Regions from separate parts of the Homo sapiens genome. Here regions 1 and 3 are each linked to region 2. The links are chromatin contacts, found by Hi-C in ENCODE. All regions are on one chromosome and are shown on one strand. The core of a region is the stretch at or near the end of the contact, and the rest is flanking DNA. Distances in the headings are between cores, read along the strand shown. Region 1 holds the start of CEP70 (centrosomal protein 70). Region 2 holds the start of SRPRB (SRP receptor subunit beta). Region 3 holds the start of ARMC8 (armadillo repeat containing 8).

What was found. A loop is a pair of places that touch in the nucleus more often than their neighbours do. Pooled maps may share reads with other maps.
Region 1: a loop to region 2 is called in a pooled map, with 10 times the contacts of the local background. The contact joins the promoter of CEP70 here to the promoter of SRPRB in region 2. A Hi-C loop is called at or near these places in 4 of 50 pooled maps.
Region 3: a loop to region 2 is called in a map of CD8-positive, alpha-beta T cell, with 10 times the contacts of the local background. The contact joins the promoter of ARMC8 here to the promoter of SRPRB in region 2. A Hi-C loop is called at or near these places in 2 of 168 maps with a recorded cell type or tissue (CD4-positive, alpha-beta memory T cell and CD8-positive, alpha-beta T cell) and 6 of 50 pooled maps.

The regions. Positions count from the first base shown.
Region 1 is chr3:138,592,966-138,595,997 of GRCh38, reverse strand. It overlaps CEP70 (centrosomal protein 70), which reads left to right and starts at 1,738. Exons shown (of 18, transcript NM_024491.4): 1 at 1,738-1,800. RefSeq lists an enhancer at 1,474-1,533.
Region 2 is chr3:133,804,490-133,807,217 of GRCh38, reverse strand. SRPRB (SRP receptor subunit beta) reads right to left here and starts at 1,403. Exons shown (of 7, transcript NM_001379313.1): 1 at 1,216-1,403; 2 at 515-609. The coding sequence starts at 1,369. LOC105374116 (a long non-coding RNA gene) reads left to right here and starts at 1,735. Exons shown (of 3, transcript XR_924513.3): 1 at 1,735-2,130. RefSeq lists enhancers at 842-951, 982-1,031, 1,142-1,351, 1,492-1,551, 1,642-1,751.
Region 3 is chr3:138,186,020-138,188,930 of GRCh38, reverse strand. ARMC8 (armadillo repeat containing 8) reads right to left here and starts at 1,630. Exons shown (of 22, transcript NM_001363941.2): 1 at 1,332-1,630. The coding sequence starts at 1,376.

The DNA.
Region 1 (3,032 bases), core at 489-2,988, 4.8 Mb before region 2:
AAAGGCTTTCATGGTCCATAAGAAGGGAATTGTTTTGGAGGGCAGTGCTATAGCAACTCTTCCCCTCCATTCACCACATAAAAAATTCAGTTAGAAAATAGAGAGGAATCAGCCTTCTTGTGCTTTGAAGACTGTGAAAGATACTGGTGATCATCCATCTAGCATCCATTTTCCTCTTCTCCTTTACAGGTCTCCAGTTTTATTCAAATAGCCATGTCTCCACCTTGCAACTCATGTGACTCAAAGAGCACTGACACCATTGCCAATTCCAATTGTCATAGCTCCTTTTCACTTCTGGAACCCAGGCTTAAGCTGTCTGTACATTTCCCAGGCAGTTACTGGTAAAGAGGAAGAGTGTGTGCCTGTGTGAACTTATTGGCTCAAAAAACCAGAAGGAAAGGTTTTAGATGAAAAAGAAAGTATGTGGTCCTGATTTCTCCAAGTAGACATCTGGAAAATCACGTTAGTATGAATTTGAAGTCTACCCTTTTTTTTTTTTACAACAAAGCAGAGACTAATAGCAACTGGGTCCTTGTTAACTTGCTTAGCCACTGAATTAATCAAAGTCTCCCTTGCCTCTGAGCTTTCTGTTATGCGAGATAAGCAACTTCTTTATTTTTTAGGAAGACAGTTTAACTCAGATTCTATATCACGTGCATCCAAAATAATAATAACTGACTCAAAGATGTTTGGCCTCTACAATTAGGGCAGCCATTCTCAGAAGAGTATGCAAGGGCACCCTATTATCTTGGAAAAGGGAAGCACTGAGACTATTTGCATTTTGAGAACTGAAAATGCAATCTGCTAACCGTCGTTAGAGTGAATATCCAGGTATGGAAAGCACAGTGGGTAGGCGTAGGTTGGGGTAGGGACATGTTTGCATGGGGCAAACACAGAGATCAAACCTAAGTGTAGTCCCAGCTGCCTGGAAGAAGGCTAAGAAGGGTCTGAAAGTATTGAGCTCCAAGAGCCCTTGGATCTCCTGATGAGAGACCCTTGGCTGATGCCCTAGATGGGACATCCCTGTTGGCTACTGTGGGACCTGCATCATTTGACTGCAACACAGTCTGTTGCAACATTTGACTGTAACACAGACCTACATCATTTGACTGATTTGAAAAGACAAGTTGTCAACAGCGACACCATGTGGCTATAAGATACAATGACAATGGTGGACAGCTACAGCCTCAGGTAGGGCCTGACGCTTCGTCGAGATGTGGAAAATGCTGAATGGGAAGATGAACTGTCGTCAACAAATATTTATTGGGGTCCTCCAAATGTCAGCTGCTACAGTGGTCATTCAGGTCTGGAACATCGAGAACATGCTGACCCGTACCCCAGCAAGGGCTCGTAGTCGCGGCGGGGTAGGGGGCGAGAGAGAGGGCAGTCTCTGGTGGCCAGGTAACCCAGGCTTCACTTTCACCCACGGCCACAAGTATTTCTGACGTCTTCCGGGCAAATAAGCCTCCATGTAAGTGACAGGGCACCCAAGGAGTGCGTTGGAAGCGCCAGCGTGCCCGAGACCAGCACATCGCACCGACGCCTTCGTTTGCGGTAAGCCCCGCCCCCCGTAGTGAGCCAACCGGAGGGAGCGGGGCGGACCCAGCTTCCCGGAGAGGCTGGAGAGAATCGTTTGGGGGCATTCGCAGGCCAAAGAGGGGCTGGCCCTCGACGCGCTCGGGCTCGATTGGCCGCCCTCCCCCGGCGGTGGTAACGGTCGCGGAGGCGGGGCCTGACGTAGCTGATCCCAGCCTAACCTGGCCCGGCTGGCTGCTGGTGGGAGGCCGGCGACTGAGTAAGGTGAGTGGCTCTCGGGGCTCTCAGAGGCGTCGGCGTGAGCCCCTTCCCGGAGTACCCCGGACTTGACCTCACCTGGGCCTAAAAGTGGTCAGACTGACCCTTGTCGGGGAGGAGCCATCTGGGACAGGGTCGCGCCAATTAAAAATCCCTGCGTAAGGGTTTGGGGATCGGACAAAACTGCCTCCAGTCCCAGCTCCCCAGGCTTTGTGTTCTTTGGCTTCTCCTTTAATGTCTCAGCGCCTCCGATTCTTTATTTGTATACTAAAGCTGGTAATTCTTGCCTTACAAGGTGGTTGTGAGGGTTAAATGAGGCAGTAAGAGTAAAGCTTAGAATCACGTCGGGCACAGACTCGATTTAAGCTGTAGGTAATTACTCCATCCCCCAAAATCGACCCGGGCTGAAGCGCTAGTTTTGTGTCAAACAACCGCGAAGGTTGTTTGGGGAGTGAGGACTCGGAGCAGAAGGGGGCGGTTAGGCGAATAGCACAGGTGAGTATCTCTTTCTCCAGTTTATTAACCTCATTCCGGATTCAGGAGACCTCTGACTTTATACAGGGCCTAATAGGAGTTTTTCAAGGTGAAAAATGCCAGAAGGCTAAGTCACCTGTAACAGAGAGACCAATCAGAGTTTCCTTTTTTACTGCCACTTTGTTTTTCAATCAATGATATTAAACAGGCAGGGCGCAGTGGCTTACGCCTGTAATCTCAGCACTTTGGGAGGCCGAGGTGGGCGGATCCCCTGAGGTCAGGAGTTCGAGACCACCCTGGCCAACATGATGAAACCACGTCTCTACTAAAAATACAAAAATTAGCTGGGCATGGTGGTGTGCGCCTGTAATCCCAGCTACTCGGGCGGGTGAGGCAGCAGAATCGCTTGAACTCGGGAGGCGGAGGTTGCTGTGAGCCGAGATCGCGCCACTGCACTCCAGCCTGGGTGACGGAGCGAGACTCTGTCTCAAAAATATATGTATAATATATTAAACTCTGTGCAGGCATTACCCATATTGGTTTCAAGCCTCTGCATGAGTTTTGTACTTTAAATATTGCCAAGTAGACTCTGGCCTCCCCTGCCCCGCCTTTTGGGGAAGAGGTGGCTGACTTGGAGTTTTCCCTACAGCTTTTGCTTCAAAGCAAGGTTCTGCCCCTTCATGTCACCTCTCCTGAGACAGAATGATTTGGTTGAGATGACATTCCATTTTAACTCTTTCCTATTTGGGGTAAGTTCAGCTCTT
Region 2 (2,728 bases), core at 154-2,653:
TTATACTCTCAAAAAGAAGAGTTAAAAAGCAGAAAACCTCTCCTATTCACCACATTAAAATACACTGTTAAAAATACTAAATGTATTAAAAATAAATATTAGTAAAAAGAAGCCTAACTAGCCCACTATGTCAAAGAAGGATCACCCTGTGAAAAAGTGTCTTCGATAAACTGTCCTAAGAATTTGTTAACGAAGGAATTATAAACTGTAGGACACTAGCTTCTATGCCTTCTGCTATTCTGGAATGAAACTAATTAAATAAAATCCTTGAATGTGATAAAGACTAAATATCAGCATCTGGCAAGGGCAAACAGAAAAAAAAAAGGAGAAATGACCAATATTTCTCAATTATGGGTTTCTACGAGTCTTTTTGTTCTCCCAAGTAAGTCAAGAATTAACTTCCAAATTTAACAGCATCAGCTTCTTTTACAAAATAAACCGTGAGATGACAGGAATACTGGGATCTATAAAATTTTCTATTAAGCTTAACAGGGGTGTCAATGAAATCATTTACCCTGACAAAGAGCAACGTTTTCCCGGAATCACAAAGGCCAACAAGAAGAACAGCTCTCTGACTGCTCCTTCTGCTCCGGATTAACTTCCAGAAGACTGTGGAATAGACAGAGAAAAACAACAAAAATTACGCCTTGGGAATCAGTATATGTGCATGGCTGGGGTGGGGAAATTCACAGAAGTCTGTGACGAAACACCTCATTCACCTGGAACTGACTTTTATCATAATGGTTACTATTGCTGTTGTTAGGGATCCACTGAGAGCCAGGCACTGTCAACTGTCAACTTTTCTTTGCAGTCCTTACTCTGACTGGGACTCAGGTGCTATCTCACTACCTTGGTATCCCAGCGCCCGCACGCAAACACGGGAGGCTGAAAGTTGGTGTCAAGACCCTGAGTCTTTGCAGTGAGAACAGCGGAAGGCGAGGAACAGCGCGCTCAAGCGTAACAGGGCAGATGACGAAGAGCAATCTGCGCCCCAAGGACCAGGACGTTAACTCCGGGGGTTGCCCGGCATCCCCCTTAACGCCCAGCTGCTGCCGCTGCTTCAGGAGAGAGGGTGGGGTGTAGACTGGGTGGGTCTCACCCTCCTGATGCCCTCAAGGCGCCCTCTCAGCCCCGCGTCCCCGGCCTGCAGCGGTGCAGCCAAAGCCCGGACCTCTGCCCGCCCCAAACCCGCCATGACCACCGGCCGCCTTTTACCTAGCGTCAGCAGCACCGCAAGAACCGCCACCACTACTGACAACAGCGTTGGGTCCGTCTGCTGCAGCTCCTGCCGCAAGGTGTCTAGGTAGGGCTGGAAGGTGCCCCCGGCACCGCCGCCATCTGCCACCCGGCGCGAGTCCGCGGAAGCCATGGATGAGACGCGTGGTCCCCGGTACAGCAAAAGCGACGTGGCCCTGCACTCTGCGCAGGCGCGGGGAGCAGAGCCTCACGCGAATGGTGGTTCCTAAGCCATAGTCTCTCCCTCAGCCGCGGCGATCCCCCAAGTGCTTGATGGGAGTTGTAGTTCTCTGGGACTCCGTCCTCCTACAGAACGATAGGGGCAGACAGGTTATTTGTCGAGGGACACACACATCTTTTAAGAGATGAGTCAGTCGTCGTCACCTACGTTATGACTGTTGAAAGAATGATGAAATGAATAAAATGAATGAATGGCTCCCGAAACTACCACTGAGGAGTTCCCGACCGTCGCTAAGTGACGTGAGACTTGTGAAGAACTCAAGCATCCTACAAACATTTAATCTGAATTTAATGTGACAAGGGATGTGACAGATGGATGTACGGAGCGATGTGGGAATACATAATGGGACGCGGAGTCCATCATGAGTTCAGAGAAAAGCTTCTGGACATTGGAATTGAGTCCTGAAGAATGAGTTAGCATCTGCGAGTGGTTAAAGGAAAAAAAGGTGCTGTGCAGAAGAAAATGAGTGTAAGAAACGATGTATGTGGGAACCCTAAGTAATTCAGTGCCCCTACACTGTCAATCTAGGGCTGCAAACTCAAATGTCTGCATTAAAGGAAGCAACTAGGAAAATCAACGCCCAGGAGAGCTGGGGCTGTTGAAAACTGCAGGAGGTATTTCTGCTGAAAGTAGGGCCGACCCTATTCAGCCAGGTAGGTGTTATGGGACCTGGGTGGCCGGTTCTTCCAGTTTTCAAGAGAAGCAATAAAGGCAGATTTTTATAGGAAATTTTCCACTTTTGAAATTTTCTGTAGGTAATTGAAAGCATTCAAAAACTTGTGGCCCAAATAAAACACCAAAAGTGGCCAGCCTAGAGGGTCCCAGTTCACAGTCTCTGTCATTAAACAGCTGTCATTGTTTTAAAATGTACACATTATTTAATTTAATTGTATGGCTGAGTAGAGACATGAAGATGTCAGTGTCACTGAAAGATTGAAAAAAGTTTATTACAGTTCCACATTGCCATTGAAAAAGTTGTCAGCATCAAAATGGAGTCACTTGTATTTTTTTTTTTAATCAGAAAAATGGAGCTGGTGAAAGGCCATGGAGGGAGGGTTCTCAGGCACCCATGCCTGATGACAAAAACTGTCACAAAAGACTGCAAAAACCACAGACTTGCACAAAGGCCATCGCAACCTTACACACAAAAAAATACATCTGTTAGGACGGCTACCCAGCAACTCCCTGTCCAACCTAGTACTGATGCCATCCTTGCCATTTGATCCTTGTAGCCAAGGATAATTATCTTAA
Region 3 (2,911 bases), core at 381-2,880, 4.4 Mb before region 2:
ATCTAATACTTAGGTAAACAGTATTTCCTTAGTTGCAGTTTAAAAATAAGAAAAAATGACTGCTAAAATGGATCAGGGGAAAAATCTGTTGACAGCCTCACAAAATTATTATTGTATTGACAACTTAAGCCTTTTCAAGGTTGAGGTCTGCCACACTGCTCTAACCCTGAATCATAAGCAAATGTCCTAGGTGTTTTCAGATAGGTGAGTTTGTTTGTGGGACAAGTCAGAGAAGAGAAAAGAAACCGGTTGTAGTTACAAGACTCTAGGAACCCGACAAGTCATTTATAATCCAACTACCCTCTCAGTATCAGACTGGCTTCCACAAGTCTAAAAGATGGTCAATCAGTATTTGCCTGCTTGTTTCCAACAATAGCAAATGAACCATTGGTAAACTGACCATTCTCAGAGTCGGACAGCTCGAATTTGTTGCAAAATCCTTCGAAGTTATCTCCCAGTAACTTTCATTCCTGGTCCTGGTTCAAGAGCAACATAGTGAAAGGTGAAAGTCGTCTTTTTCTTTAAAAAAACTTTTTTTAAAAAAAAAAAAAACAGGTTTTACTTCCTGGCATGTCAATACGTTCCCTTCTTTCAACAATGGGGAAATAAATCTCACCCCCTTTTCCCCCCTTCAATGTTTGACTCCCCTTAAAGAAAAACGGAATACCAGGCACAGGGAACATAGAGTTCCTCTGACTCAGAGCCGCGACCTCTGAGCAGAGCGGAGGAAAGGGGCTTAAAAAACCACACACACTAGGAAGAGTTGCAGCTGATACGAATCACCATTGCCAAAAAGCAAACTGCTTCAGCCGGTGCCCAGGTGCTGGGACGCGATAGAAGCCGCACAGACTTGGCCTGGCAGCTCTGAGGAAATGGGGGCCAAGGAGCCTGCACCTCTTCTTGCCAAAGCCCGGGAGAGCTGAGTGGGCGCTCGTTCTCAGGCCGGCTGCAAGCCCGGCGCTTCACAAGGCAGAGCGTTCGGCCCCCGGGAAGCGGCATCGCTAAAAGGAAGGCTCAGTGAAACGCTTGGCAAAGTCCAAGCCGCGCCGCCCAGCCAGTTGTCTATAAGCCCAGCCACCCCGCCTGCCAGACGCCATCCTGGGAACCCGCACCGGCGGGAGCTCCCGGAGTTGGAAACGTCTTTGGCTCGGCCGCGGTCCCCTCTGCCCGTCTATCCCGCCTCTCCACCCTCGCTCACTCCCTGGCCCGAGACTGAGCCGGGGTCCACCCCAGGGGGTGGTGCCCAGGAGGCACACCACGCTTGGGGGAATGGTGGAGACCGGGATGAGGCTTCCTGGAGGGCGGGCGGGCGGCCGCGGCGGGTCACTCACCGAAAGGACGCTCATGCGGATTGGGGTCTCCAACAAGCACGCCATCTTGAGCCTTCCCACCCGGCTGCTGCAGGCGCCGGCGCGGGGGCCGGCACTTTCGACAGCCAACTATTGGCCAACGCTAGGCACCGCTCCCTAAAGGCAGCCAGATAGACGAGAACTGGCCACGCTCTGGACACCGCTCAAGTACCGGAAAGGCCCGCAGAAAGAAGGGCAAAAGGGAATGGCGTCAGGGGCTGTCCTACGAATCGTTCTCTCAGAAACAGCAGCTACTCTGAGCCTGGGTTAGAGGTGGAAGCGGGCAGCGGTTTCCGCATGCGCAAAGAAGATCTGCCGGCCCCACCTGCCGCTCGCGGTGGGCGGGGCCCCAGAGGCGGAGTCTCGCCCTGACGCTACGAGTTTTACGGACTGATAAATTGCAGTTTATGGATTCCAGTATTCATATTTGGAAAAAGTAGTACGTGGAGCCACATACATAGTTTGAAGTTCACTTTCATATTCATTCTCTCTCTCTGCACCAAACTCCCGGCGTCGTTATCTCCATTTTATAGGTGGGGAAATTGCGATCCCAGAACCTTTGCCAACCGTAAGAGTGATTGTTTCACGATCCGATACAGATACGTGACTTGCCTTAGCGTTGTGTGCCGGCCCCGTTTATTCTGGTGTAGTGTTAAGAATAGCCAGAATGCTTGGGTTTCTTCCTAGCTACTTGATTTATCAGCTGCTTTACCCTGGGCAAGTTATCTAACCTTCTGTTTGAGTTTCCTCATCTATAAAATAAAGGTTAATGAGGATAGAGGAGTCAACAAACGTGAAGCTCTCAGAAAAAACCTAGAACATAGAAAGCGTTATACAATATGTGTTAACATTTCTCCAGCTTCTGAGTTAAGTGGGGAAAATGGGGGCAAATATCTAAATATTTCGCACTAAAACACTCTCATAACCGAAGCTAAATAAAAGTATGCTTTCAATTATACTTGATTAATTCAGCTGTCCTACTACTTTGTGTGTGTGTGTGTGTGTGTGTGCAACACTGCCCTTGACTTGGTTGGATAAGTTTCACCTTCGTACTGCTTGCAACCAGTAAGGTTTTCACAGTATGGTTGCAATTGGCCTGTTAACATTACTTGTATTCCTTCCATTTCTATAGCCACACCCTAATTCAGGCTCTTGTAACCTCTCCCCTGGACTACAGCAATAGCCTTCCAACTGGTCTTGTAGCTGGTAGCCTCTCCCGCACTCTGCTCCTCACTGTTTTCCTGTCTTCCTCCTGTACTTGGTTTCCAAATTTAGTGTAGCATTTACCACCCCTGCTTATGGGTCTGTGTTCCTTAACAAACTGTTGAATTCCTGGAAGGCAGGAATTTTATTTTAGGTAGTCCTTCTGCTATAATACTATTTCTGAAACTTGGGTAATCTGTACACCACCTACACAATCTTTGCCAATCTGCACCTAGGTATTATTATTCATTCAATATTTTTATTTAAAGCCAATTTCAACTCATTAAAAATTTTTGGCTTTATCCTAAACCATAATACTCTGTGAAATCAAGTTTGTTGTGCTCCTTATTTTTATTCTA